Linked DNA regions of Homo sapiens: region 2 is linked to region 1. A link is a loop called in an ENCODE intact Hi-C map of the cell type or tissue named here. Cell type or tissue: ovary. All regions are shown on one strand. Links, peaks and the distances in the headings refer to the core of each region. The heading gives the core; the rest is flanking DNA.

What was found. A loop is a pair of places that touch in the nucleus more often than their neighbours do. Peaks named below come from ENCODE experiments on the same cell type or tissue, not always from the same donor. Only the 100,000 strongest peaks of a DNase experiment are listed, where the experiment ranks them.
Region 2: it touches region 1 in a loop (5-fold over the local background); 107 of 110 quality-filtered maps call a loop at or near these places.

What each region holds. Positions count from the first base shown.
Region 1 is chr1:109,631,324-109,646,755 of GRCh38, reverse strand. AMPD2 (adenosine monophosphate deaminase 2) reads right to left here. Exons shown (of 19, transcript NM_001368809.2): 19 at 14,705-15,432. Among named protein-coding and RNA genes, the nearest start is that of GSTM4, 17 kb to the left of the region's middle. RefSeq lists enhancers at 1,827-2,700, 3,075-3,369. In ovary, for the core only: CTCF peaks have their summits at 3,240 (motif pointing left) and 6,359 (motif pointing left); DNase peaks (open chromatin) are centred at 3,245 and 6,335; H3K27ac peaks cover 1,276 bases.
Region 2 is chr1:109,763,532-109,778,963 of GRCh38, reverse strand. It overlaps LOC124904258 (a long non-coding RNA gene), which reads right to left. Exons shown (of 2, transcript XR_007066303.1): 2 at 3,536-3,892. EPS8L3 (EPS8 signaling adaptor L3) reads left to right here and starts at 15,041. Exons shown (of 19, transcript NM_133181.4): 1 at 15,041-15,142. RefSeq lists enhancers at 1,763-2,057, 6,563-6,857, 8,430-9,385. In ovary, for the core only: CTCF peaks have their summits at 1,940 (motif pointing left) and 5,109 (motif pointing right); DNase peaks (open chromatin) are centred at 1,923 and 5,113; H3K27ac peaks cover 383 bases.

The sequences.
Region 1 (15,432 bases), core at 3,015-11,014:
AGGCTGGTCTCGAACTCCTGACCTCAGGTGATCCACCCATCTTGGCTTCCCAAAGTGCTGGGATGACAGGCATGAGCCACCACACCCAGCCTCTAATGGCATTTTTTTACAGAAATAGGAAAAAATAATCCTAAAATTCATATGGAACCACAAAAGATCCCAAATAACCAACACAATCTTGAGAAAGAAGAACAAAGCTGGAGGCATCAACTTCCTGATTCCAAAATATATTACAAAGCTATAGTAATTAAAACAGTATGGTACTGTCATATAAACAGACACAAGGACCAATGGAACAGAACAGACAGCCCAGAAATAACCTAAGTGTATATAATCAACTGATCTTCAACAGGGTGCCAAGAATACACAATGGACAAACGATGGCCTCTTTAACAAATGGTTTTGGGAAAACTGAATATGGACATACAAAAGAATAAAATTGGACCCCTGTCTTACACCACACTCAAAAATGAGCTCACAATGGATTAAAGATTTAAATATAACACCTAAACCTATAAGACTCCTAGAAGAAAACATAGGAGAAAGTCTTCATGACATTGGTCTAAGCGATGATTTCTTTTATATATCAAAAGCACAGGCAACAAAAGCAAAAATAGACGAATGGAACCACATCAAACTAAAAACCTTCTGCACAGCAAAAGAAACAACAGTGAAAAGGCAGTCTATGGAATTGGAGAAAATATTTGCAAACCACATATCTGAGAAGAGGTTAGCTAACATCCAAAATACATATAGAACTCCCACAACTCAATAGCAAAAATTACTTTAAAGCTTTTAACTATAGCCTTAAAATATAATTGAATAAAATATGTGTATATTAAATGTATTTTGAATAAACTGTAGTAACTTTTCTAAATAAACAGAAAATCATACCTTATTCTGTACACATACCTGTATCTCTCTGCATTAGTGTATCCAGTACAATTAACCATCTACTCTCATTATTATATTTAATTAGAGTAACCAATCTTCTTGTTTTCTCAAAAAAAAAAAAAAAAAAAAAGCCCCGAGAAAAGAAAGTTTAAAACTGTCCAGCTAAGACTGGCCACGGTGCCACCATGCCCAGCCCAGTACTGATATTTTCTGAGATTTGATCTCACACTTGGCTGCGGGGCTTTTACCTAATTCCTTTGAGAACAATCCTGCCTCTGCTACCTTTGGCCAGCTATTGGAAGGGGCATCCAGCTCTCTGCCAGCCACCTCACCCTACTCAGACAGGGGGCCCAACTCCACCTCAAACCAGGAGAAGTGGAAAAGAGTCTTTTTTCCTGCTGTTCGTCTGAAGGTGCAGGTCATCCCTAAGTGCACGTGGCAGTCCAGGTCTCCCCTGTGCCCTGGAACATCCTTCTCCCTGGCCTCTGCTCCTGGGTGTCTTGAGAAACATAACTTCTTGATCACCAATTTAAGTATGACAGTGGGGTTTAGAAAAAAGCTATGTTCCCTTTAAAGAAGGGGCTTATTTGCTTTTGCTAATAATCCCAGCCAATACTTACTGAGTGTCTATGACTTGTCTACTATATATACCTCCTCACCAAATTCTCAAAACATCTCTTTGAATTATTTCTTTCTTCCCTCATTTTATGGATGAGAAAACTGAGGCTCAGGAAAATTAAGTAACTTGCCCAAGGACACACAGCTAGCAAGTCACCAAGTTGTATCTGACCAGTCCAGTCAACCCCAAGACCTGGGTCTACCCAGGACACCACACTGCCTACAAAACGCTGCAGGGTGAAACCACAGGATCCAAAGAGCCAACAACAATCCAAGACTTTCCAGACACCGTGGGGGCTGATAGTAGACAAACTTGGCCCTAGGCCAAGAGGCCCTCACGTGCCAAGCACTGTAGGCATTTCTTAGAATTCTTTGTGTCTTTTGTTTTCATTATCAGCAAGAAATGCTACTTCACAAGGCTGGAATATTTCGTGTAATGTGATCCTATAAACACACGCTAAGCGGGGAGTAAACAAGGCAGCAGACATGCCGGAGAGAGACCTGAGCCCGAATGCGTGGGAAAGCTTCAGAGCAGTGCACCGGGGAACACAAACATCATTGGCTGCAAAAAAGGTCCCTGTAATGACCTTTGTCATTTGGGGTTTACTGTTGCTGTTTCCCTAAATACAAAGAAAGTGCACAAAGAGGCCAGGCGCAGTGGCTCACGCCTGTAATTCCAGCACTTTGGGAGGCCGAGGCGGGTGGATCACGAGGTCAGGAGATCGAGACCATCCTGGCTAACACGGTGAAACCCCGTCTCTAAAAATACAAAAAATTAGCTGGGCGTGGTGGCGGGCGCCTGTAGTCCCAGCTACTCGGGAGGCTGAGGCAGGAGAATGGCGTGAACCCGGGAGGCGGAGCTTGCAGTGATCCGAGGTGGCGCCACTGCACTCCAGCCTGGGCGACAGAGCGAGACTCCGTCTCAAAAAAAAAAAAAAAGACAAAGAAAAAGCAAAGAAAAGAAAGCAAGTGCACAAAGAGAGAATGAGGTCAAGTGGGGGAGGCAATGAGTTCAATCTGGCAGGAATGCACAGCAGGTTATAAAGATGGCCCCAGAACACGGGAGCTGGGCCATGGATGCATGCAGGGGTTTGACCTGGGGTTGGGGGGACAAGCAGGAATCTCCAGGTAGCAATCTTGGTGGTGGTGGGGTTCTGGCAGCTCTGCCTGTGGTGCAGCATCAGGGGTTAAGGACGTCCTCCAGAGGAGCGGCGAGGGAAACTAGGGGTGTCAGTAGACGATCTGGGATTCCAGGCCGCCTCCAGCCTGGCTGAGAACTGCCGGATCAAACAGAAAGCAGAGGTGATGCTTTCTCATTCAGACGGGGCTGGGTGGGAAGGAAAGGCTGTGGCTTTATGGCACACACAAAGTGTGTGGGGTCAGGACATACCGCAGATCCCCAGCTCCCTGAACCCTCCGCCTGCCTCTCCCGCGCTGGCCCAGCCCCGCAGGCAGAGGCACGAGCCATTGATGCAGTATTTGAAGGTGGCTGAACCCAAGCAGGAGGTGCAGCCTCTACCCGAGAGGGGGTGCAGGCAGAAGAGTGGGAGAGAAGCCTGGAGGTCTCCTGTGGCCAACGGGCCCCATGCCTGCCCCTCAGCAGCATGGGATGACTGGCGAACCCCAGCCGACCCCACATTTACTAGACTCCACGGCTACCGGTAGGGTTACAAGTTTAAGTGACTCTGAGGCCTAAACCTCCGCCCGATTTCTGGGGAGAGTCCAGCAGCGCGCCCTGGTGGCCAACCGTGCACCTCCCAGGTAGGGAAAGGCCCGCGGGGTCCCTCCTGCCTGCGGGATCCTCAGGCCAGTCCCGCGGGCGCTGCTCTGCTCTCAGCGCTACCCACCTGCAAGGGGCACGGCTCTGACCACAGTAGAGGGACAGCCCGTTAGGCGCCACCTCGCAGCTACAGCTCTTTGGGCTTTTCGGTTCTTTGAGCAGGAACTTAAGCCACATTCCCCAGGGACCAAGAAAGAGTTTTGGAGCACCCTTGGTGCAACCCCAGAAAGTAGCATTCGGAGAACATTGGCCACCCTTTATTCAATAGCTGAATGGTGGCTACTTTGCGCCTATTATTTTATTTCTTACCACCTCTCCATGAAATAAGTAGTGTTATTAGCCTCTTTTTACTATTAAGAACACTGAGGTTGGTTTTTTTCTTTTTTTTACATTGAAGTGAAATTCACATAATATAAAATGAACAATTTTAGAGTGAACAATTCCGTGGCAATTAGTACATTCACAATGTTGGGCAGCCACCACCTCTATCCAGTTTCAAAATATTTTTATCACCCCCAAAAGACACCCATACCCATTAAGCAGTTGCTTCCCATCACCCCACTTCCCCAGCCTCTGGAAACCACCAATCTGTATATGTCTCTACAGATTTACTTATTCTGGGTATTTCACATAAATACAGTCATACAGCACGTGATCTTTGTGTCTTGTCTGGCTTGTATTGCTCAGCATAATGTTTTCCAGGTTCATCCACTGAATGGAAGAATCAGTACTTTATCCCTTTTATGGCTGAATGATATTTCATTATATGGATATAACACATGTTGTTTATCCATTTATTTGTTGATGCACATTTGGACTATTTTCACCTTTCGGCTATTGTGAACATTACTGCTGTACACATGAGTGTGTGTGTGTGTGTGTGTGTGTGTGTGTATAATTTTTATTTATTTATTTTTTGAGACAGAGTCTCACTCTGTCACCCAGGCTGGAGTGCAGTGGCACAATCTCGGCTCACTGCAACCTCCGCCTCAGGGGTTCAAGCGATTCTCCTGCCTCAGCCTCCTAAGTAGCTGGGATTACAGGCATGTAATCCGGCTAATTTTGTATTGTTTTAGTAGAGACAGGGTTTCACCATGTTGGTCAGGCTGGTCTCGAACTCCTGACCTCAGGTGATCCACCTGCCTCGGCCTCCCAAAGTGCTGGGATTACAGGCATGAGCCACCATGCCCAGAGAGTGTACATATATTTTTGAAGTGCCAGTTTTCACTTCTTTGGGGAATATACCTGGGAGGGGAATTGCTGGGTCATGTGGTAATTGTATTCTAACATTTTGGGGAACCATCAAACTGTTTTTCATAGTGGCTGCACAACTGTACATTTCCACGTGCAATTATGAGGGTTCCAATTTCCCCACATCCTTGCAACACTGATTTTCCATTCTTGTCTTATTGTAGTCATCCTAGTGGGTGTAAAGTTGCGCTGAGGCTTATGTGGATAGGGTGGGTGAGACTGAGAAACCCAAGGCCTACAGCTTGGATAGAAAAGTGCTTTCTGCAGACCTGTCCCTCTCTATTGGCCCCACCACCTCCCCTCTAGTAGCCCATGCCAACCCCAACCCTAACTCCATAAGAGGCCAGCAAATCTTCTTTTCTATCCCGTGCCACGTGGCGAGCTCGGTCATCCTCTTTAAGCCAAATCTCCTCAGTCAGAGGGCCATCATTTTGTCTCTCACCTTAATACCAAGAACCTAACCTTGGAGCCCCAAGTGTCCTTCCTGGGCTCTGCTATGGCCCTGTGTCCTTACCCAAGATCAGCAGGTTCCCAGGGCTAAGCACACACGGGGAACAATTATTGGACTAAGTGCCATGGGACAAGCTTCTTGTGCCAGCAGAGCCTCTCTCTCTCTCTTTGAGGGAGGCAAGGAGATCCTCTGGTTTCCATCTCAGGGAGGCACTGGTCTGAGAGTGAAGGGCAGTGCCATCCTCTTCTACCGTGGGCCTTTGGAGCACTGACCCCACACCAGAGCAGGATGGGAAGATGCCCCCAACACAGTCCCCAAATGCCTTCCTCCTTCCTGCTCCTCCATGCAGGCTCTCCCCATCCATCTGGTCAAAGCCAATCTCCTCCTTGGAGACTTATCCAAGTGCCCCAGACCCTAGAGCTTCCTCCATGTCCTGACTACCCACAGCCCATGTAATCTTCTGCCAGGGCTCTTAGCAAGGAGCTTTATCTCCTGGGGTGTGACCAGTCTATGAGGCTGACAATTAGGCCTTCCTCAAAGCTCTGAAGGTTACTGGAAAATCCACTCAGAGATGAAATAAACACCCCCAGAAAGGCCAGGCATGGTGGCTCATGCCTGTAATCCCAGCACTTTGGGAGACCAAGGTGTGTGGATTGCTTGAAGCCAGGAGTTTGAGACCAGCCTGGGCAATATAGTGAGACCTCATCTCTATAAAAAGTACAAAAATTAGCTGGGTGTGGTGGTGTGCGCCTATAATCCCAGCTACCCGGGAGGCTGAGGTGGGAGGATTGCTTAAGCCCGAAGGTGGAGGTTGCAGTGAGCCAAGATCATGCCAGCCTGGGCTATAGAGCAAGACCCGGTCTTGAAAAACAAAAACAAAACACGCCTGCAGACATCATCTAGAAATTCAGAGGCATTCCACATGAAGAGCAGGAGTCTGGAAACCCCATTAGGTTTTGCCGATGTAAAAGAAGATATGGCCTAACCACACATGGCCCACATTATCTGGAGGAAAAATGTGGTCACGAGATAATGTGGGTGGTGTGGGGGCTTAGGACAGGACAGGCAAAAAGCCAGTGTGTGCATGTGGCTCCAGCCTTGCCCTGCAGAAACGGGGTCCACCTCAGCTAGTGGCAGTGCAGCTCTCCTAGTAGGGATCCTGGCATGAGCCTAAGCCATAGCTCTCACTGGAGGGGTCATACATGAGCTAGCCTGCCCACCAGGCTGGTGAGTGGGGCCCCAAGTGTGCCCGCTGCAGAGTTAGTGGGCATGGGTGCCTAGAGAGGGTGCCCCAGCCCATCCATTCCCAGAACCCAGCCTCAGGCAGAAGCTGTTCTCAGGAGGTACCGCCACCCTGTGGACCAGTTGGGTACTGCACAAGGACTACCAGCCAAAGGGCAAGCAGGAGCTGAAACCCAGCCTACACTCTGCTCACCCAAAAACTCAGGCTGCACAGCTGCAGTCACCTGGAGGGAGAGACACTCTACCAAAATATGCCCTTCGTTCTTTGAGCTTTCAGGGGTATATCTGCCCAGGAGGCTCACCTTTTCCTAACTCACACAAAGGTGGCATGAGGATGTTTCAGCTCTGGGTTTGTGCGTGACCCCAGGGCTCAAGCAGCCCAGCAGGGTATCTGGTGCACAGGGAGAGGACGTGACAGAGGGAAAGGAGAGAGCCGTGCACTGGGCTTCTTCAGGGTGGGGCTCTGGCCGGCCACTCTGGGGACACTGAGGCATGAATATGCACACTCCCATGGCAACCCGAGGTGATTGGCAGCTCTGTGGGCACTGAGAAGTATTCAGCTGCAGGACACAACTGGGTGGAGTGGGGGCTGCTGGAGCTTCAGTTGATTTACAGACTCATGTAGGATGCTGCCTGGAACGTTCAGACCTGGATAGGTGACATCCTCCAAGAGTAGGCACAAGAACTAGTGGCATCAGTGAGAATGCAGCTACACGTGCACCCTCAGGCTGTGGGCACTCCAGAGACCCCCAGCCAGGCTGACACAGATGTCAGGTGGGTTACATGCTGCGCGAGAGCCTCTGGGTGATCAGAGACTGCAAGCCAGCCTGTGCTCTGCTGGCCAAGCTGTGCTCCCCATCAGGAGGCTGTGTCTACCCAAGGAAGGGACATCTTTTTCTAAACCCACAAAGGCACTTTCTGGGCAGAAGGGCTCTGCTCAAGTGCACATGGGTGCAGAGGAGAAGGAGGCCCAGGGCTGACCCAGACTCTTCGAAACCCTGGTTCCAATATATTGCTCATCAAGCCACTTCTGGTTGACTTTTTAAAAAAAATCCTGTGCTTGTTGTTTTCAGTCTTTATTGTAAGCTGATAAGTAGCTTATCAGCTCCTGTGTGCTGGGTTAGAGGGAGTTGGTTTCTATGGGCAGTCACATTTGCATGAGGGAACGGAGTGAGGGCCTGACCAGTGGCCTCCTGAACACCAGCTGCTGGTCCATCTTGCATCTGTCCACCCAGGGCTTTCGATGAACACCATGGAGAAGCCTCTCCTCCTCTCGCCCCTCCTCCTTCCACCTTGCCCCAGCACCTGCTTCTCTCCCAACCAACTTCCATCCTGACTCCAGGCTCTGAGGAAAGAGCTGCAAGGAAAGGCGAGGCACCTGCAGCAGGTATTGGCCTCCTGGCCTGCTGGGGAGAAGGAAGAGGTGGGTAGAGAGAGGGAGGCAGCGAGGAAGCCATCAGGAAGGCAGGAGGACCAGCTAGGAGCAGGCTCACCCACGCTACGAGGCAAGGAATATTCCCCAACAAGGGAGCAGTTGGTGGGCCGCTGGGTATTGTCCCAGGTTCCCCTGCTACCCTGTGACAAAACCCGAAGGCCGCTTATCTCAGCCGTATCCTGGCTGGATGTCGCTGTGTCTCAGCTGATGTGAGATTCAGATGCTCTGAGACAGCCTGGTCATGCAGGATTCTGGAGGTTGCCAGTCCACTGGAGAAGATACGCCATAATGGCTCCACTTGGAATCTGGAGTCAGATGGGCCTGGGGCTGAGTCCTGGCTCTACCTGATGACCGCTGAGTGACCAGAGCTGATTACTTAATTTCTTTGTGCATTAGGATAACCATCTGTGAAATACGGATAACGCTAATACATACTACACAGTGCTGCTGTGAGGGTTTAAAAAGAACAGTTATTCAGGGAAAGAAATGAGATAAATGGGAGTTAGCTGATGGGGCCAGGAGTAGAAGAGCAGGAGCAGGGGCGAAAGAGGCTGAGATGAGGGTGGGGCGCCAAGCCTCCACAGCTGCCCAGGAGGTGCACTGGGATTCAGAGCCAGCAGGGGCTCTCCCAGAGGGTGCGCAGGCCCAAGGTGGTAGGAAAAGTGAGAGGAGGGAGCTCAGCGGAGTTAAACAGACACACATGAGGCCAGGCGCAGTGGCTCATGCCTGTAATCCCAGCACTTTGGGAGGCCAAGGCGGGCGAATCACCTGAGGTCAGGAGTTCGAGACCAGCCTGGCCAACATGGTGAAACCCCATCTCTACTAAAAATACAAAAATTAGCCAAGCGTGGTGGTGGGCACCTGTAATCCCAGCTACTTTGGGAGGCTGAAGCAGGAGAATCGCTTGAACCCAGGAGGCAGAGGTTGCAGTGAGCCGAGATCATGCCACCGCACTCCAGCCTGGGCGACAAGAGCGAGACTCCGTCTCAAAAAATAAAAACATAAATAAATAAATAAATAAATAAACAAACACATGGGCACTTGCCTTTGAAAGTCTTGGCCAGGCACGGTGGCTCACGCCTGTAATCTCAGCACTTTGGGAGGCTGAGGCAGGCAGATCACCTGAGGTTGGGAGTTCGAGACCAGCCTGACCAACAGGGAGAAACCCATGTCTACTAAAAATACAAAATTAACTGAGCGTGGTGGCGCATGCCTGTAATCCCAGCTACTTGGGAGGCTGAGGCAGGAGAATCGCTTGAACCCGGGAGGCAGAGGTTGCGGTGAGCAGAGATCGCGCCATTGCCCTCCAGCCTGGGCAACAAGAGTAAAACTCTATCTCAAAAATAAATAAATAAATAAAAAACCAGTCTTAGTGACCCCATCAAGGCCCAGGCCTCACACCCTGTTCCACCCTCGCCATCCCCACCTCAGCTTCACGGTCACCTGGAGCCATCCTCCCACCCCCAATTAGCCCCCTGGCCAGGCTCTGACTCAAATCTCCAGCAGGTCCCAAAGGGAGCTCAAAATAAGAGCACTGGGCTGGGAGTCCAGCACCAGGTCCTCACTCCACTCTCCACCTCCTATCCCTGTGACCAGGCAAAGTATGGGACTCTCTGACTTTCAGTACCATTATCCATTATGGACTTGTAACATTTTATAACTTTTGTTTAGCTCACACCTGGTTCCAAAAGGATTTGAGGCTGCTGGGAGGAATAATCACACTCTTGACCAACTCAAAAGGCTGTTGCAAAAACCAAATGTGGAAAATTATAAAGCACAAAGCAAGCATGGTATTATTGCTATTTTCTCCAAAAAGGAATTAGCCCACCCTTCTCTGTCCCCGCAGTGGAGTTTCTGACCTAGCTCCATAGTTGTTCAAGTCCCCTGTCGTTGAACTCTGCCTTATAAACAGCATTTAATCTCCATAGCAAACCAATACACGTGGACCCCGATATCCTCATTTGATAGATCAGAGAACTAAAGCTCAGAGTTCCTAGAAATTTTCAGGATCTTATGGCTAATAAGTGACAGCTGTGCCGTGGGATAGAGCCCGGGGATCACAAACCCAGTACCTCTCTGGCAGTGTATGGACTGGGATGGGTATAAGGTAACCGGGAGGGGTCAGGCTAATAGCCGCCTCAGAGCATTCACATTCTCGATCTCATATCAGGCTGTGCCAGCCAATCACAATCCTGTGGCCACCTCTGCCACCTCTGTCTTAACTACTGGTCTTAGCAGCCTCCCCACAAAAGCTCCTCTCCACCCACACTGCCACCAGCCAGGTCCTTGTCAATCACACCCGGGATGTGGCAGGAGCCTCCTCCATGACCCTTCTGCCTCTAGACTCACCCGCACTGATCCTTCTGCTCATCAGAGCCTGACCCTGTCCCTTCCCTGAGCACCCCACCCCTAGAGGGACCCCCTCAACCAGACACGTACCCCAGGGACCATGATAGAGTAGGAGGAACAAAGACTTTGCAGCCTGACAGTTCTGGGGTCAAATCCCAGCTCTGGCACTCATTAGCTGAGTCATCCTGGATAAGTTACATAACCTCCCGAACCTCATTCTCCCTGTTGACGCGAGGGAATATGGTGATAGATATCATGCAGAGTTCTAGGAGCTGGAAGTACATTCACACTTACAAAGAGTTCAGCCCAATGCCAGGTGCTCATAGGTATTTTACCCCACCATGGCAAATGCGTAGTAGACACACCAGCATACCCCAGCAGTAGCTTGGGACCCTGGTGGGAATGGATTGGTAGCCACTCCCCTTTGCATATCTCCTCCAGGCCTGGGAAGTCAGGGAGGAGGGCTGACTTGCCCAGCTAATAAACAGAACACTCAGGTTTAAACCCAGGTCAGTCTCTCATCTGCAAAGGGGAGACAGAAATTCCAGCTGTGCATATCTGTTGCACAGATTCAGAGAAGATGCCAGTGGCAGCAGTAGCTGCTCCAAATCTGCCCAGACTATTTAGGGAGGCAGGAGAGTTGAAGGTGACGGCAAGACCAAAATCTGAGCCAACCCCCCTGGCCCAGAGTGGGACTGCGGGGCTGAGCCATTTTAAGTAAGTCCTTTATAGACCCTGCATCTGATTCTTGGAGGCCCCACACTCACTTGCATTTAAAATGCACCCACACCCCCTCATTAAATATAACTGCTTTGCTTTAAAGGGGTTTTTATAAATTTGCTTTTGAAATTACTTGACTATGAGTAACTCATTTAATTTACTATTGGCTATGCTTTCTCTTTAATCATATTGCATATTCTGGAACTCTTGTCAAAAATCCAACTTACAAATTGTTTTCAAATATAATGGCATGTGACTTAACAAATATTGAAGTTGACATGCTACTTTCTGAAGGCATTTCATTAAACATTTGTCAATTTCAACTTTTTTTTTTTTCCATATTTTGCAGCCCTCAGAGGTTTTCTTTCAGCTCTCCCATGTTGCCAGGGGGTGGGGGTGACATTGAGGGTCTGCCGGGAGAAGACAGGTATGCGCACAAAAGCAAGGCACTTAGATCGCCCCCATTTCTAGACTTGCAGGCTGCCTGCTTCAGGCCCAGCTGCGGAAACCACCCACCCCAGGTTGCCCAGGGCATCCTAATTTGGGCAGTTTCACTCTCATTTTGAAAATATAGTGATTTCTCAAACATTGGATTAAACCTGAGTTAAGGCTTAAGCCTTTATTGGAATTTCATATGAATACATTCATAAGTGAGGCAATACTTTGATAGGGTAAATGTTCTGATGTAGGGTTTAGAAATCAGGATTATTGTCACCCTAACCAAACACCCTTACCCATCCTCTACCGCAGCCTGGGGGCCCAGATAGCTCCCCACTTGCTCCCCTCCACTCCCCCAGGAGTGGACACGGAGAGGGGACCCCGTGCAGGGCATGTGAGATGTGGCCTGGCACACAGCCCTCATACTTCCCAGTCTGAGAGCTTTAGGGACAGATGAGGGACAGTCCCCCAGGGTCGACTTCACTCAGGACAGGTCCCAAACCTTGGAAGGAGACAGGTTGGGTTGCCTATTTTATTTACTCCCTCTGCCACCCACCCTCCTTCCCCCTCACCCCCCCATTCCATGTGAGATCTGGCCCCTGACCAGGAAGAAGATGCGGGCACCTTCACACACGCAGGCACACACAGCAGGTCGAGAGGAAGGGCAGGGGGTGGGGCTCCAAAAGAGGAGAGGAGGTGGCGGGCTGGCATGGAAGGTGCAGGCAAGGTCGAGGGCAAGGAAATGACTTTTTATTTCTGCTCACATACTTTGATTCATTTCTATCAAGAACAGTAAAAAAAATTCTACCTTGGACCTGGTGATTTCACTCAGGGCATCTAGACTAAGGGAATAATCTGGAGAGATTTAGGCAAAGATAATAATAGCTAAGATTTACTGAGTTCTTGCTTGGTGCTTTATATCCAGTGGCTGAATGAATTCAAAATCAACCCGTGAGAAAAGTGCTATTATTATCCCCATGAAATGGGTGAGGACCTGGAGGCACAGCGAGGGGAAGTAACTTGCCTAAGGTCACACAGCCTGAAAGTGGTGGAAACAGAAGTCAAACCCAGAGTGCACACTGTTGGTCACATTAGGACACAGTCATTCTTAACAGAGGAGAGCTGTAATCATAAACCATGGGAGGCTCACCGGGGGTGGTGCACAGTAGTTCACATTCATATTTGCAGAGTATTTTGATGACATGTGGAAAGACGTATGTTAAAATACTTTTTAAAATAGGCCGGGGTCAGGCACGGTGGCTCACACCTGTAATCCCAGCACTTTGGGAGGCTGACGTGGATCACCTGAGGTCAGGAGTTCGAGACCAGCCTGACCAACATGGTGAAACCCCATCTCTACTAAAAATACAAAAAATTAGCCAGGTGTGGTGTCACGCAACTGTAATTCCAGCTACTTGGGAAGCTGAGGCAGAAGAATCACTTGAACCCAGGAGGCAAAAGTTACAGTGAGCCAAGATTGCACCACTGCACTCCAGCCTGGGCGACAGAGTGAGACTCCATCTCAAAAATAATAATAATAATAAAAAATTTTAAAAAGCCTAAATCATTCTTGTGATCTCAACTTAAAAATAGCATTTTAAAAAGAACTGAAAAGAATACAGAAATATGCACAGATATGCATTAAAATATCTACATATATCTCAGGCATGCAGCAAATATTTGGTGAAACTGGTAGATTATGAGTGGGCTTTTATTTCTTCCTATTTTTCTATATTTTCCAAATTTTTTTTAATGAAAATGATTTTCTTTTCAAATAGGAAGAAGTATTAAGGCCTTTTAAGATTATTTTCTCTTGATAAATATTTGAAAGAGAAATTTCTGAGAAACTAAGAAACCAGAGGCAAGTTGTTTAAAAAATAAATTGTGGGTTGGGTGCGGTGGCTCACGCCTGTAATCCCAGCACTTTGAACCCAGGAGTTCAGGATCAGCCTGCACAGCATGGTGAAACCCCGTCTACAGGTGGCACGTGCCTGTAGTCCCAGCTACTCATGAGGCTGGGGTGGGAGGATCACTTGAGCCCAGGAGGTCACTGCAGCCTGGACAATAGAGCAAGACCTCGTTTCAAAAATAAACCGTGAAGAGGCTGCTAAGGAACTTTAAATTAGTAATATTCTTAGAGCTAAGCCTCAACACACACTAAGAAAAACAGGAGACAAGAAAGTGAACTGAAGGATTCTATTAAATGACAAATTCAACAAGTAAATATGGAGTCCTAAGTGCTGGCAGACAGGACAGGCAGTTCTTGCCTCCAAAAGACCTTCTAGAAAAATCTTTTAATCCTGCTTCCTTGTTAAAACAAAGACAAGACACAGCTCACTTGTGTTATTAAATTATTCACCTACTTGAAAAGTGAGTTCCCCTCACCCTTCTAAGGGGGATCCTTGGGCAGCCGAGGCCCAGCATGGGTGAAGGAGCCCTGGACTCACCACCTCCCACCCTCATCGGGCTCCAACGTTCAATTCTGTGACATGTAAGTGGCCAGGATGAATTGGCAAGGGGTGTCTTCTGAACTGAAGGGCCTTGGGTCTTGACCAGGAGAGGGCTTGGCCAATGGGAAGTGGAGAGGGATGAGGAGAGCTTCTTCCCGGGGCACCCACTGGGAGACCCAGGGCCAGGTGCAGACCTGCTTGCTGAAAGAGGCTGGGGTGGGGGAGAGCAGCTGACAAGAAAGGAGGAGGAAGCCAGCAGCCTCCCAGCCTCCCCCTCCTGCTCCAGCTGCTCTGGCTCTGGGCAGGCCCTCAATTAAACAGGCTCATGCTGTTCCAGGGCTAATTGCTTCTGAGGCAGCCAGCCAGGGGAGGACAGGCCTCCCCAGCCAGCAGCAGGGGCAGCGACAGGCTTCTCTCTGCCCACCCAGGACCCTGCACAGCCCAGGGCACATTCCACTTTCCTTCTTTACCTGGGGAACAGACTTCAGCAACCTCTGTGCCAGGGAGGTGCTCCAGAAATTGTGTATTAAACATGGGACAGAGGCTGAGATGGGATTGGGGCGGGGGCGGGGGGCTGGAATCGGAATGCACAGGCTTGTTCCAACCTCTTGCAATAGAATCTGCCCGAGAGTTTGCAGATGTCTGTGCCACACCTTCTGCCTATTGAATCAGAATCTCTGAGAGTATGGCCTGGAGAGGGCCATCTAAACAAGACCCCCCCAGAAGACCCTGGTCTCAGGTTTGTCTGTAGGTGCATATTTCCCATCTACCAGGCCATCCCCTCAGAGGCTGGAAGAGGGGAGGAAGTACAAGGTGGGAAACAGACACCAGCCCCCAAGCTGGTGTGACAGGGATGTGTCACAGACCCGGGGCTAGGTGTTCCCCTCACAGGGAACAGGCTGGATGAGGGTTGGATGGGCATCTCCTCTCTCCCACAGCTTCTTTTGTCAGTTTCCACATGCACAACATACACATCACCCAAGCCTAGTCCCTCCCCTCAGAATGCACGGTGCCTCCATCCACAGCCACCTCCCACCACGGCGTTCCCTCTCCCAACAGAAACCCCACCTGCCTCATTACTTAAATAATCTTTATTTCTCATGCACTAGGAAAGATGGTTCGTATGAAACACTGCAGTTCACAGCAAAGGCCTCAGTCCAGAACACAACATAGGGGCCAGCTGGGATCACAATCTGGTCAAAGCTCTGGGAGCCACACTGGGAACACCACTCCCGGGGTTGAGTGGCAGATCCAGGACTTTGCAGCAACTGTGGCCCCAGACATAACACAAGGCAGCTGCCCTCTCCCACAGAGGCACAGGAAGCTGACACCCAAGGAGCACGTGGGCTGGGGACAGGACGGAGAAGGCTGCTGGGCAGTGACTTGGCGGAGATGTGGTCCAGCACCTCTGCCGCCTGCGTCTACCCACTCAGGCCAGGAAGCCCAGGCCTGTGACTGAGCTCTAGGCCCAGCTCTACCCAGTGCAGAGCTGCTGGAGTTCCACAGACCCTCAGCAGCCCCGTGCCCACAGCAGAGGTGTAGAGGTCCCCCGCCTGCCCCTCGGCTACATGAACAAGACAGGGGCCTAAACTTCGGCCCTGGCCAAGGCTTAGATTTGCCCAGGAAGGACCGGAAAGGCTAGAGGGGCCAGCCCCCCACAACCATCCCAAGCCCCTGTGGACACTGGAGAAGCCCATAGGACAGTCAGGCTTCTGAGGATCCCAGGACAGGGCCACCAGCAGGGGAGGCCCTCAATACCTGGGCCATCAGGCTCAATACCTGAGCCCAAACAACAATGAGCAGA
Region 2 (15,432 bases), core at 923-8,922, 130 kb before region 1:
GGACCACTGGAAGATGTGGGAATGGCTTTACTGAGACCAGGAAGGGAGGTGGTTCAGAGGAGGGGAGCCCTGGAGGAGCAGGCCTCTCTTCCATCTGGAAGAGGTCCGTTCGTGGCAGGAGGTCTGCCCTCTCAGCTACTCCATCCCACCCAGACAGAGGAGACAAATGGAGACTGGGAAAAGAAGCCAAACTTTGTTTTTATTTATGTATTTGTTTTAGAGACAGGGTCTTTTGCTGTCCCCCAGGCTGGAGTGCAGTGGCATGATCACAGCTCACTGCAGCCTCAAACTCCTGGGCTCAAGCAATCCTCCCACCTCACCCTCCTGAGTAGCTGGGACTACAAGCATGCGCCACCATGTCCGGCTAATTTTTTTTCTTTTTGTAGATACAGGGTCTCACTTTGTTGCCCAGGCTGGTCTCAAACTCTTGACCTCAAACAATCCTCCTGCCTCAGCCTCCCAAAATGCTGGGATTATAGGTGTAAGCCATTGCACCTGGCCGGAAGCCAACCTTTAAATACCAGCACAAGGCTTGCAAGGGCAGGTTGATGCCCCCTGGGGATCTGGCCCAGGCCCTCCTCCTTTCACCCTATTTCAGGGCCCCTCCTTCTCTGTCTGCGACCCAGGCCCAGACAAAATCTATGACCCGCAAGAATGAAATTTGCACAAGAACTGCTTCCTAAAAGGAAAAGGAAAAGTGAAAAGGCAAATAGCTGTTTGAGAAAAGGTTTCTGACCAGAAGATCTTACAGTCTGGCCAGAGATGCTGGGGCCAAGGGTAGCGTCCCCTGGGAGAGAAGGACTTTGCTGGTCTTTGTGGCACCATCAGCCCTTCCCATCCACCCCTGCCATGCACACTCCTTAACTTCCATCTTACGGAGGCAGAGTGGAGTCACAGGGACCGGGACTAGCATTTCAGCTCCTATGCTCCTTACCGGGGCTCTCATGCCATTTCTCTGACCCTCAGATGCTTTATCTGTAAAGAGGGGATCATAGCACCTTAAGGGTTGATTTGAAAATTGGAAATAATATAAATATCATAGCACAATGTTTGTCATATAACAAGTGGTCATGGAAAAGCATATAGAACTGTATCCGTTCATTGATATTGTCTAAACACAGCCCCACTCCTGTGCCTTTGCTCATGCTGGTTCCTGAATGGAGATGCCCCTTCTTCTTCCCCATCTGGTAAAATCCTACCCATGTTTCAAGGCCTAGATCCAGTAGCAGCTTCGTCAAAGCTTCTGCAGTCCTCACTGTGCAGGGGTGTTCTCTCCTCTTCGGGGCGTCCACGGCACTGTGTTCATAGCACCTTCCAGCCATTGCCAGCTGAGTCACGGAGTTGTTTACTCTGCGGGCTGGGGACCCTGAGTGTAATGGTGCCTTGGCCTAATGCACTTCTGTCTTCATGTCCCTGTCCTTAGCACAGAAGCTGCTGAATAATGCTAGTCAAACACCCACATGCATACCTTGTCATCAGCCCGAAAACCTTCCCTCATCCTCTCCAGGGAAGGGACTGAGCAGAGGAAAGAGACTCTCTTTAGCCACATTCCTAGATTTGGTTTGATTCTAAAGGAGCTGGGGAGCCGGGAGGCCCAATTCAGACACCTCATGGGAACGAGGGTTCTTCTACTGGGAAGGAGAAGCTGGGGAAAGCAAAGACAAGGGGGCACAGTTGGAAAGCTGTGCTAGTGCCAGGGAGCCTAGGCCCAGGAAGGGTGGATGCTCACCCCAGGGCTGTCCAGGTCGGGTCACCAGACCACGCAGCTTCAATGGCCACAGACTAGCCAGCCTCCCCGGGTCCCCCATCTATGCACAGCTGGCCTGTTTCCTCTGTGCCTGGTGCTCCTCCCCACTCTCCAAGGGACACCCACCCCAGGTCTCTCCCTGGACACTGAGCCCTGACAGGAAGGCCTGGGCTAAGGGAACGTGAGCTTGTTCTGCCCCCTGCTGGCCATTGCAGGGAATGGCTCCTTAACTGGAAAGGCAGGGAAGAAGCAGCCAAGGGCTACCTGGCTGGCCCCATGGGATCCACCCCAGCCTCACAGTTCATCTTTCTGGTTCAAGTTCAAACTCTTTGGCCTAGCAAATTCCTCCAGGACCTGGTTCCAATGACTCTTTCCAAATTTATTTCCTACCACTCCATCCCAAAGCCTCAGGCCCAGGTAATCCAGCTGTTCTTTGTCCCTGTGTGTCCTGACCTCCAGCCTCTACAAAGGCCATCCCTCTTGCCAGCAATGCCCTTGCCTTTCCACTCTGCTTCAAGACTCAGTCCACCTCCTTGCTGACTGTGCAGCCCCGGCATCCTCACCTTTGTCCCCTGGCACTCATTGCCTAGAGCTCAATCTTGCCACCTGTGGCTTGTGCCCACCCTAGTCTCATCTGAAACTAAGCCAAAGGATGGCATCACATTGGAATGTGCACAAGCTCAGAGTTTCAGCACAGGCCCCAGAACACAGATGGTGCATAATCAGTGCTGGGCGGGAAAGGCGATCGCATTCCAGCACTCATGTTTCCATGCCATCCACCAGCCTTTGGGTAGTCTTCTTGCAGAGGCTGGCAGCGTCCCTTGGGAAGGGAAAAGGATGGTCTCTGTGTGGGTCTCTGACCAGCCTCCAGGCCCCTTGCCTTCCCACTACTGGTGTCCAGGAGTCACTAGTCTGCCAGGGAGAGGCAGGAAAGAGCGGAGAGTCCCCCTAATGTGCAGCCAGGTAGGAGAGAAATTTGTGACCAAGGGATGCTGACCCCTCCTCCAGGAGGTTTCCAGGCCACTGTCTCCATTCCCAGCCACTTCTGCCCTCCTAACTTCTGTTTCCTTTCTACCTTCTTCATTCATTTGTTTACTTGTTCACTGACTCAGCAATCACCTATTAGGTGCCAGGCACTGGCCTGACTGTGGGTATCCCACAAAAAAGACATAAAACCTGCTCAAAGTAACATCACTTAGTGGAAGAGAAAATTAAGGTATTCACCAATGTCTTACATTAAGGTTTTGGACAGAGATATAAGAAGAGGTGTGCTATCTCAGATCACAACCGCCAAACCAGCTGAGGGGTGAGGGGAGTCCAGGGAGCCTTCTAGAGGCAGAGATGTTTGAGGTGAGATGGCAGGGAAGATGAGGCTTTGGCCAAGCAAAGAAAGCAGGGAGGCCGACGCAGCAGCAAGGTGTGGAGAGGCAAAGTGCTGCAGGTGCCTTCAGGGAGCTTTGGGTTGTCTTTGTGTCTGGGTTTGCAGCAGAAGGGTGAGACCTGGTAACCAGCAGAGGCAGAGCTCAAATGCCATGTGCAAAGTCAAGGTGTATGATTTTCTTTTAAAGCATGGGAGCAACTGAAGGATTTATAAGCCAGGGAGTGACATGTGCAGATTGGAATTTTAGAAAACTCTGTTGGGCAGAGCTGGAGAGAGCTCAGAAGGGAGTATCCCCTGGAAAGGAGATGGCAGGAAAGGCTCGGGAGGGTGTGGGGGAATAAGGGGTAAAGGATTGTGGGGGGGGGGGTCTGAATTAAAGCAATAATAACAGAGAAGTAAAACTGTCAGCAGATTCTGGAGATTTAAGGAAGAAAAATAGAGGACTCAATGGCTGCATGTGGGAAGTGGATAGTGGGACCAAAGACTGAGATGGGGACACAGGGGAAGCGCGGTATTGTGGAGACAGCAACACCAGTCTGCAGCATGATGCACTTGAAATGTCTCAGGGACATTGGCCAAAGGTGGGCAAGAGATGGTCACGTGGCTGGATTCAAGATGCAGAGACAGGGTGCTGGAGGCATCAAACACAGGCATCTTCGGCTCCCAGACTGTAGCTGAAGCACTCGCTCAGGGGCAGTAGGCAAGGGAGAGAAGGGAGGTCAAGTGAAAGGTCCCATTCTTTTTAGGAGCTCCATGGCTATTCACTGAGGGTACAGAGACAAGAACAGATGAGAGGCAATGCAGTTAGTGAAAAGGCATTCACGTCAGAGGACATGGGCTCATGACAGCTCTTCTAGATACCTGACCATTTCTTTAAATCTCCAAGCCTCAGTTTCCCCATTCATGAAATGGACCTAATAATACCTACGTTGTAGTATTATTGAAAAGAGGCCGGGAACAGTGACTCATGCCTGTCATGCCAGCAGTTTGGGAGGCCAAGGCAGGAGGATCGTTTGAGGCCAGGAGTTCAAGACTAGCCTAGGCAACATAGCAAGATCCTGTCTCTACAAAAAAGTTTAAAATTAGCTGGGTGTGGTGGTACACCCTTCTAGTCCTAACTACTCAGGAAGCTGAGGTGGAAGGATCACTTGAGCCGTGATCACGTCACTGCACTCCAGCCTGGGTGACAGAGCAAGACGCCATCTCAAAAAAGAAAAGAAAAATAATAACCATAAAGCACATCACATAGCTCCTAGCAGAGAGCTAGTACCATGAACAGCAAGCACGGAGAAGCTACAAGTTTCCAGAATCTTCCAAGTCTGCCAGTGTCCCCACTGGAAGTCCCTTTGGACCTCTCTACCCATCAGTCATATTACCAGCTGGATGAGCAAATGCAGCCTGGACCTAGATGTCTGTGCAGCTCCCTTTCGCTTCCCCGAGTGGCACCGGCTGGGAGACCCCAGCTCTGTGGGCTCTGTCCTTCCCAGGCATGGTGTGGGTGGGTGGATGCCACAGCCCAGCCCTCCTGACGCCCCACCCTCCTGACCTCCTGCCTTGCCCTCAGGACCTTCCCTGGAACTGCAGCTTGCTGGGGGAAGGAAGTGCACAGCTGGAGCCCCTGCCCCTGCCCTGTGCCTGCATCCTGGCGGTGTCCTTCCCAACACTCCACCCAGTAGTCCCAGAGGGATGAGGTGGGCTGGAATGGAAAGTGAGGTTCAGAAGTCAGGGAGCCCATTAGAACCAAACTGCCCAGCTCCTCTCTGCAGCACATGGTTGGGGGGCAGGAGAGAGTGCCCCAATCTGGGACCCACACAGGCAAACTTCAAAGAGGTCATCCAGTGAGGCGGCCACCCTTGGCCTCAGTTTCCTCATCTGTAAAACACCATGTTGGGCCAGGTCATCTCTGAGGTCCCTCCCACCCAGAGTGCAGTTCTACGTTGTCCTCTCCCGTCCTGACTGCGACTCACTATTTCCAGCAGAGGGAGCCGGCACCTCTCCGCAGACAGCCAGGAACCAGTGCCACTCGTCTGGCCAAGGATCTGGAAGCCTTAATAAATGTCTATGTGCTAGGCACGTGGCATGCTTAATGCAATGCCTGGCCAGGGCGTGCGTTCCATAAATAGAGGCCATGGTTGTCTCCATTTCATAGATGAGGAAACTGAGGTTCCAAGAGTTTAATTTGAACCCAGGGGCTCTGGCTCTGATGGTCTCTGGGCAGCTCCAGGAGGGCGTGATACCATCTCTAAATATCTGAAGGGCTTGCCGTCAGAGAGGGGCACATTGCAGGGACGCTCCAGGAATGCAGGTCTGAGCTTGGCCTAAGGAAGAATGTTCTAATGGTCAGAGCTGGCCAGTTGAGACAGGGCCTGCCTTGGCTGGCTGTGAGCACCCTGTCTGAGGGATGGCCTCAGGGAGTCGGGAATTGAGGGATGGTGGGTCTCTCTCGGCCCCGTCCAGTCCAGAGGGCCACATTCTGAGAGGACTGAAGGGCCAGACACAGTGGATGCCTGCCTTGAATCACAGAGGTCACCGTCCTCCCCATGGTCTCCCAGCTGCCCTGGGGCTGGAGAGTCCCGGCATTTTCTCTGAGGGCCTCTGGATCTCAGATCACTGGTGGAGGGGCGGTCCCCTACCCACTGTTCCACAGCTGCCTACATCCACTGGGGACAGTTCTGGAATTCTGGGTAGGCCTCTCAGGGCAAGATCTTTGGTGGCCTATGTTCTTCGCAGGGCGGGACCCCTTCAGCCTGATGGGAAGGTCTGCAGAGCCACAGGCCAAGCTCACCAGCTCCTTCTGGGAGCCCTTTGGTCTGTCTGCATAGGTGTCTATATGGACAAATATTCCTGGCACAGAATCCACTGAGGGGCAGAGTTGGGGAGGCCAGGGCTCCTGGCTCCAGCTGCTGCCCACTTTCAGGGAGAGCACTGTAGAGCAAGAGTCTCTGGAGTGGCACTGCCTGGCTGTGGCACAGCACACCCCCGGGGCACCCAGGAGGCTGGGTGGGGAGAGCAGGGGCAGCTGGAGGGATGACTTCTCAGGTTCAAGCTGGTCGGGTGGCAGCCTGGCACTGGTCACTTCTGGGTGACACTTAAGACAGGACATTGCCAACTGGAAGCGGGTAGAGCACGGGCTCCCATTAGAACCACTGGGAGATTATAAATATTTAGATTCTGGGGCTCCTTCCTGGAACTCCTAAATCAGACTCTCCATGGATAGAGTCTAGAACTTTACATTCTTAACCAGGCTTCCCAGGCAGTCCCATGGAGCCAGGCATTTGAGAAACTACTCTAGAGAGATGAAGATGCAGTGAGCCTGGGCAGCCTGCTATCCAGGGTGGCAGAAGAGCTGGGGAAAGCCTGCCTGGGGAAGAGGTGCCTCAGAGGGATCAGATCTATTCTGGGTGGCACAGGGATGGCTAGCAGCAGAGGAAGTCTTTACAGGGAGGTCGACTTTCAGGAGGCTGTTTATGGAGCCCCTCCCCTGCTCCAGACATGTGACCAAGTTGTCTTATATAAACCATGCAGTCATCATCATCCCTTTTGACAAAGGATGAACTCGAAGTTCAGAGAACTCAGGTTCCAAGGCCACATGGCTAAGAGCCAGAGATAGGATTCACACCCAGTGTTCCTGACGCTGAACCACTTCCTCTGTGCGATGGAGAGCCCCCTCCATGGCCCGCATTGCTGGGGAGGTGATGAGCTTCTGGTCCCTAGCAGGGTTCCTCGGCAGCTGAATCCTGGAGGGGAAGTCTTGCTTTGTGCTGACCTGGGAATATGTGTGGGGTGTGGTACCAAGAAACCAAGGAGGGGCTCCCAGACTCCTCCATGCTGGCTCTGTGCACACACCTACACACATAAATGCACACACACACACCCACACGCATGCACACGCAGACACACACCTCCCCGAAGCTCAGGAAGGCTAGGACCACTCAATGCCAACTGGGATGAGGCCTGGCTCTGGCCTGAGACCTAGGAATTCCTCAGGGACATAGCCTAGAGCCTCTGGGACCACAAAGGGGCCACACATCAGACAGAGGGGAGCTGAGCCCTCCTACTGGCCTTCCCAGTCCCAGGGCCACTGTTCTTACCCTTTGACAACCCCTCGGGAGCAAGACAGAGTCCCAGGGCTGCAGAAGGAGTCCCTTTCTGGGACATTTTTGTCTTGTTTTCTTACTTTAAAAATTACCATTTATTTTGTGTGGGGTGACATGGGAATGGAGATGCACTGATTACAAAAATAACATAACATGTTCTTTGGGGAGGAGTTGGAAAACATAGAAAAGCACAAAGAAAGTAAAACCACAAAGAAGTCCCCTCATCCCAACACAGACACACATCTAAAGATAACTAACATTCTTTCTTCTCGTGTCTCTTCTTCAAGACATTTTTTGTTTAGATTTTCATTACAACTTTTCTTAACAAAATTGAATATTACCAACTTGTAAGAAGCTTTTTTCACCATATACTACATCATGAACGTTTCTATGTTTGGGTATTTACATAATTGCCATGTTTCCTGTTTAGATGTCTATGATTACAGGTTTCGTTTAGACTTTTCTGTTTCAAGTTATATGACTTCTATTTACCTATTTGTTTGTGTGTTTGCTTATTTCACAAAACTAAGATCTACATTTTGTAACTTGTCTTTTTCATCTAAGGCTAATGGGGAGCTTTTCCACATCACTGAATATCCCTTCACCACATGGATCTGAATGGCCGCACTGTGTTGGTCTTGGGCAGTGGTTTAAAGTGGGGGCAGGAGCAGAAGTGTCTGAGGGAGCGGGCAGCATTGGTCAGGCCCTCTCCCCTCCATACCCGTGGCTGCTGGCCAGGCCTGGCCCAGGAAGAAGCCTCAGTGCCGCCAGCTCCTGGAAGGGGGCCCAGGGCATGGTCCTGCATGGTGATGGGACCGCCTCTCCCTGTCTCTCCCCACCTGCCGCATAGACTGAGCTGGACCCAACCAAGCCCCTCCCCTGAGATCCCCTAGGGCTTGCCTTTCCCGGAGGCTGCTCTTTCCTCAGCAGCCACCTCCCAGCCTGGCCCTGGATTCCTCTCCTCCTCTCCAGCCCAGCTCTCCTGAGAAGCCTGTTCTTAAGCCCAGTCCAAGGCTGGCCTCTGGAGAAGGGCTTTCCAGATGTCCCTGAGGTCCCTTCCTCCAGGGCTGTCAGGGCAGTGGGGCCAGGGTAATCCAGGCTCCTGGGACTGCCTACCTGGATGGGATGGGATGCAGAAGAGAGGGAAAGAAGGAGGGGGCATGTGTAGGAGTCACCCAGGGGATCCAGGGCTGGGAAGGTGCAGAACCAAGGCCCAGAATCGGGAACTGAGAAACATCTGGACCGACATCAGCTGCCAGGGCAATGAGGAAAAGGCAGGAGAATTCATAGCCCTGAGCACTGGCTTCAGATTTGGGGTTTAAACAAATGGAGGCACCGAGGAGAGCTAGGAAAATGGGGGCGGGTCTGAGATCCCAACCCCAGTCCATCCCCGGACAGAGCAGCTTCTGGAAGCACGTTAGGCCTGGCCTTCTTTCCTGAAAACTTAAGCCACTGGGCCTCTTGTAATTGTGGGGCTACAAATCACCCCCCTGCCTTCAAATCACGCACTCGCCCTTCGTCTGCCTTTATCGAGGAGGGCAGGCAGGTGGAGGGGTGGGCAGCATGGCAGAGTCTAGCCCAGGTGTGACCAGAGGCTCCAGAGACAAGCCCACCTTCTCCCCTGCCCTCCCACAGAAACCGCCCTCCTGCCATGCGCCCAGGATCTCTGTTGTCTCATCTGTCTCTGCAGTAGTGTGTTCCCACTAGCCATTATGCCAAGTCTTCCACCCTGAACACATCTGAACAAGTTTCTGGTATGTCATCCCTGGCCCACCATCCCATCCCCAGCAAAGCCTCCCATGCCCACTGTCTACACTCGGCGACTCACTCACAGCCCACCTCCTCACCCTCACACTCTTCAGCCGTCCCCAGCTGGCTCCAGCCCCCACTGCAAACCCACAGATGGTAGCCTTTCCTCCACCTCCCAGCAGCACCTGGCCCAGGTGTCCACCCCTCCTTCCTGAAACACTCTCTTCCCAGCTCTCCTTGCTGCTCACTGGCAGCCCCTTAGTCTCCCCTCATCCTTCCCAATCTCTTAATGTTGGAGCGCCTGGGTTGAGTCGTGAGCCCCCTTCTCTTTATCTATACACTTTCCCGCATGTGGTCTCGTGAGTCTTAGGTCTCTGAATGTTATTCGTGTATTTACAGCTGCCAAGTATCTACTGTCTTCTACACTGCAAACGTTCCCCGCATCATTGAATCATCTTTCTCCACATGCTTCTGAATGCCTGCATGTGGTCATCCTGCTCTGCTGAGCTTCTGACTCACACCTGCCCCTGCCTTCCTGCTACTTCCACCCAGAGGCCCAAAACACCTCTCAAACTGAGGCCATCCAGAATGGAACAGTAACTCTTCATATCCCCCTGCCTCCCAATCCCTCTTCTCTTCGGTTTCCCCATCTCACCAGATGTCACCATAACCCTCCCAGTTGTCCAAGCCAAAAACCTGAGTCCTAATAGGTCCTTTTTCCCCTCTCAACCCCCATTCTAATCCATAGCATGTCCCATCCGTTCCACCTGCAGCCTAAGTCTCCATCCTCACTGCCCTGCCATGTCCAGGCCTCACCACCCTCTCTGCAGCAGCTGCTTGTGGTCTCCCTGAGTCCGCCCCCACTCCCCCCACAGCCCATTCTCCCCACCCCAGCCAGAGTTGTGACTAGAACATAAATCCAATCATGCCACTCCTCCATTTAAAACCCCTCCGTGTCTTCCAACTGCCCTTGGAATAAAAACCAGGCTCCTGGCCATGGTCTACGGAGCCCTGTGTGCTCTGGCCCCTGTCCACCCCATTTCGGTCACCTCTCCGCCAGCTCGTTCCTTCTCAGCTGCAAGCCCTTCACATTGCTGGCCCCCTCTCCCAGGCTCCTTCCCATCCCTGGCTTAGCTTGAAGCTCCCCTCCTCAGAGAAGCCTTCTCCGACGTCGTGCTTCCAAACACCCTCCCACCCCCATGCCATCATCCACTTCACTCTATTTCTCTCTTGTCACTTGTCAGGACCTTGATTATCTTCAGATACATTTGTTTCTTCTACCTTGGCAGGTTAGTTGCGAGGGAGGGACATCATCTCTCTTGTTTATGTCTCCACCTGGCTCGTAGAAGCCACTTACCCCTGTGCCAGGGCTGGGGAAAGCAGGGGCAGGGATGGGAGCTGTCTCTGTGATTCCCCAGCAGCCCCAGGGCCAGGTGTCAGCCCCTGGACAGGACCACCATGACTCAGGGAATGCAAGGGCTGGCCCTTAAAGGACACACAGGAGTTCAGCCAAGGGGTGAAGTGGGCAGGGAATTGCAGGCAGAGGGATTGCAGTCCTACTGGATGAAGCGGCCTGGGAAGAAGAGTTGTCAATCAGCCCCTGATTGACATTGAGGCTGCCTCATCCATGCAGTCCACCAGCAAGAGGTGCTGGCTGGACCCTGCTCTGGGGTCTGGTTCTAAAGGTGAGGCGGCACCCATTCACCTCTGAATGCCAGGGCCCTGCCCTACCCCCTGCATGGTCATCCATGAACACAGAGCTCTTTTCCTCAGAGCCCTCCAGAGTTTCCCAGCTCTGACCAGGGCCTGCTCTGGAGCTTCCAAGGAACCCACCCTGCTTCTTGGCCCAGGCCAGGGTGGTGGGAGGGGCTCCTTGGCCCCTTAGCCTAAAGCCTGTGCACCTGGGTCTCTTTATATGCTGAGAACCAGCAAGCGGCAGCGTCTTCCACAAGACAGAAGACCCAGTAGCCTTCTTGTTGCATCTCCATGCAAAACCATTCAATGGCTCTACTCACCACCAGGTGATGACGGCACACATATGCTGTCATCTGCCACCACCTCCCCGCCACATACACATACACATGCACACACACGCGTGCACACACACAGTTCACGCCATACCCATCTTCTCCCCAGGCCGCTTCATCCAGTAGGACTGCAATCCCTCTGCCTGCAATTCCCTGCCCACTTCACCTCTTGGCTGAACTCCTGTGTGTCATTGAAGGGCCAGCCCTTGCATTTCCTCATCTGAGAAGTCCTCCCTGACACCCCCAAGCCGAGTAAGGTTCTTTATGCCTGCATACTACAGTGCTTTTGTTTACAAGCCCTTCTCTCCTCTAGACAGTGGCAGAAAACAATCTGGGTCCTCAGGGACCTGAAGGGGGCCTGCCCCTCCACACCTGTGGGTATTTCTCGTCAGGTAGGACGAGAGACTGAGAAAAGAAGACACAGAGACAAAGTATAGAGAAAGAACAGTGGGCCCAGGGGACCAGCACACTCAGTATGCGAAGACCTGCACCGGTGCTGGTCTCTGAGTTTCCTCAGTATGTATTGATTACTATTTTCATTATCTCGGCAAAGGGAGTGTGGCAGGAGAACAGGGTGAACAGGATGATGATGGGGAGAAGGTCAGCAGGAAAACATGTGAGTAAAAGAATCTGTTCATAAATAAGTTCAAGGGAGGGTACTGTGCCCGGATGTGCACGTAGGCTAGATTTATGTTTCTCTTTGCCCAAATATCTCAGCGTAGCAAAGAGTAACAGAGCAGTATTGCTGCCAGCATATCTCGCCTCCAGCCACAGGGCGGTTTTCTCCTATCTCAGAATAGAACGAACAGTCGGCTTTACACCGAGACATTCTGTTCCCAGGGACATGCGGGAAACAGAGGCCTTCCTCATCTCAACTGCAAAGAGGCCTTCCTCTTTTACTAATCCTCCTCAGCACAGACCCTTTACGGGCGTCGGGCTGAGGGATGGTCAGGTCTTTCCCTTCCCATGAGGCCATATCTCAGGCTGTCTCAGTGGGGGGAAGCCTTGGACTATACCCACGCTCTCTTGGGCAGAGGTCCCTGCGGCTTTCCACAGAGCATCGTGTCCCTGGTTAACAGAGAATGGAGAATGGCGATGACTTTTACCAAGCATACTGTCTGCAAACATATTGTTAACAAGGCACATCCTGCACAGCCCTAGATCCCTTAAACCTTGATTCAATATAGCACATGTTTCTGTGAGCACAGGGTTGGGGGCTAAAGTTACAGATTAACAGCATCTCAAAGCAGAACAATTTTTCTTTGTACAGATCAAAATGGAGTTTCTTTTGTCTTCCTTTTCTGCATAGACACAGTAACAGTCTGATCTCTCTTTCTTTTCCCCACAGGGACCCCAGTCATGGGGGTATCCCCCTCAATGTGATACATGCAGTAACAGAGGGACACATGTACAACGTGTCTGGAAGCCACGGGCCAGAGCCCCACCAGCCCTGGGCAGTGGGAAGGCTTCTGAAGGAGGGCTACTGGAGACATAAAGCCATAGCGTGTCCACAGGGCATGCCAGACAGAGAACAGCAGCCAGCCTGGTACCAGGGTGTGACCCTTCAAGGAATTACAAGCCATGCCCCAAGCCGAGTATAAAGTACAAGGGGCAGGGAGTTGGGGGGAAGATAAGGCCAGACTCAGAAGCAGGAGACTTGAGTTCATCAAGGACTTCAACTGCCCTGAGAAGGAGTTTAGGTTTTGTCCCGTGAGCAGCGGGAAGTCACTGAGGGGTTTTAGGCAGAGGAGTGGACAATCAAATCTCCAGCTAAGAAAGCTTCCCTACCAGCAACCAGTAAGGATCAATGAGAACAAGAGTGAAGCGAGGGCGTGGGTGAGGAGACGGCCGCAGGGTCGAAGACAGGAGGTGTAATGGGGTCTGAGGAAGACAGTCGCAGTGGGGTGGAGAGGAAGGGGGCCACTTAGGACTTGCCACAGAGCTGGGACTGCAGGAAGGGTAGTCCATTGGGTGTGAGGATTGAGGGAGGACTCCCCTCCCTGCTGGAACACACGATTGGGAGCTGATGCCTTCCCTGAGATGGGAGCATGAGAGGGGAGATGGTTTGCTGAGAAATAATGAACTCAGCTTGAATTCCAAGGTGTCTGTAAGCCCTCCAGAGGGATCCTAGCACCTCTCACAGTGCCTAGCAGGCAGGAAGCCCTCAATTCTACAGGAAGTTGTGGAATGAATGAACGAATGTGGTCCCACAGCCTTTTAACCCCACAATTTCAAGGACATGCCCTTCGAGTCCTGCTTCCTTCCCCTCCAACCTAAGTCCCAGCTCCTGGTGCCTCAGCCGAACTCCCTTGCAGAAGAGCTGCTGTGGCACCCGGAGCTTTGTGCAGAAGCTTCAGTTATGGCCCCAAGTCCCCAGGTATGGGAAGCTTGGCCTCTCCCTCTTTCCTGATTTCCCTCTTCCCTCAGGGGGCTCCACAGAAGCAGATGTCCCCAATACCTGGCCCCAAGCCCCAGACCCACCAAGGCCACAAAGGCTTTATGTCTGAGGAGACACACACTGCTCCCAGGGGCACCCCTAAAGGGCACTGCAGAGGGCAAGGTGCTGGGAATGCCACTCATTGTTTCTCTGCCCCTGCCCACCTTGCCCCAGAGCCCCCCCAGGAGTCCCTGCTGTGCTCACACTGACTTGGGGAGGGTCCTATGGGAAGGACGGGCCTGGCCTGAGCTGGGCAGAAATGAGGTGTTGCCTGAGCCCCAAGCCAGGGCTGGGGTGAAATATGACTGTGGCCTTCACGGAGTTGGGGGAGGCAACGAGGGGACAGGCTGTGCTATCCCAAAAGAAGCTGAAGGGCCACAAGATGGGGACCCAGGGGAAAGAACCCCAGGACTGCTTCCCATGGGGCTGTGGCTGGGTGCTGGCCTCACAGGCACCTGATCCCTGGGCCCCAGCAGCTGGCTGTCCACTGGACTCTCCCAGGGACACACACAGCCCAGACAGGGAAGGCACCTCCCTAGGATCTGACGCATGGACTCCAGGCCATCCAGGGCAGCGTTGGTTGGGTGGTGATGGGAGAGAAGGCTGAGATATCCTGGGATAGTTCCAGGGAAGCTAAAGATGGGAGTGCTCCAGCCCTCAGACTCCACAGGACACTCCATCACAGGGCCCAGCACCGGGACCCTGCATTCTGCCCACGAGGGTCCGAGGCTCACTGGCACTCCCCCGCCCCCGCCTCCCCTCCTGCCCTGCTCCCTGGTTTCTGTTTATACCTGGCCTTGTTGGTTAGACTGTGAGTTCCCAGAGGGCAGGGGAGCCTGGCCCACTCTGAGTGCCAAGAAAGATTTTTCGATACCATGGAGTGCAGGAAGTGGGTAGGTTTATGACTAGAGATAGATGCAGGCCTCCGTTTTCCATCTTTGCTGAAGCTGGCCAGGCGTCCACCAGGGGTCTGGGCACAAGATGGGGTACAGAAGGAAAGAGAGTGGAAGAGCGAGAAAGGGCTGGTAAGGGGGCTCCTGCTGGAAGGGACAACAGTAGGGACAGAATGAGGGCCCTGCCAGAGGGAATCTCAGCGCTCCATGTAATGCCCCAGGGGCCTCAGTCCCCATCTTCTGTGACAAGATCCATGTCCTGCTCACAGGCACCACCCAGGTACACAGGATCACACACCTATGGGTGCCACCCACGCACAGGCATGGCACACACGCCAGCCCACAGCTTCCCCCAAGCCTGGAGTCCACCTCCAGCCGACCTGTGCCCTCACCACAGAACCCAGACTCTGGGCCATGTGTGCTCTCTTCTTCTGGTCCCAGCCCCGTGCCTGATGCTGACCTGTTCCCCAGAGTAGGCACCTAAAAGGCAGAGGGAAGAGGGGGCCACACCCCAAGGCTAGCAGTGGGGGAAACAGGGAAGCAGGGGCCTCTAGCTAAGCTGGGGACGCCAGTCAGCACAGACACTGCCGCAGGTCCAGGTTGATGTTGAGCGGTTAGTGACCAGGAAGCCTCCCCACCCACCAGAGTCCAAAGAGCACAGGCGTGGCTGCCTCTGTAACCTCATCAAAGGCAGGCTCTGCCTGTGGCCACTAGCAGAGAAGCTGCTGTCCTTCCACCACCAGCACCGGACCACCTGCTCCAAGACCAGCCTCCTGGGGGGACCAGGCACCCGGCCTTCACTGGCACCCAGGTAAGGGCCTGGCCCCCAGGGAAGATCGGGGCCCAGCCCAGTCACAGGGGATCTCAGGGCAGGTGGGGGCAACTCAGTGGCTTCCCAGGCCAGGTCTCCAGCCTGTTCCCAGCTGCAGCCCAGGGGATCAAGCCCAAGGAGGGGCTTGGGACTCAGCAGCTGGCTGGTGGGCTGGAAAGCAGAGCGAGGTCCAGGCTCCGGAAGGGCCTCTGGGATGCTTGCCCCAGGGTCTATGAGGTGATGGCCTTCCCTGCTCCAAACCCCTACATCTAGGGCTTAAAGGGGGGAAA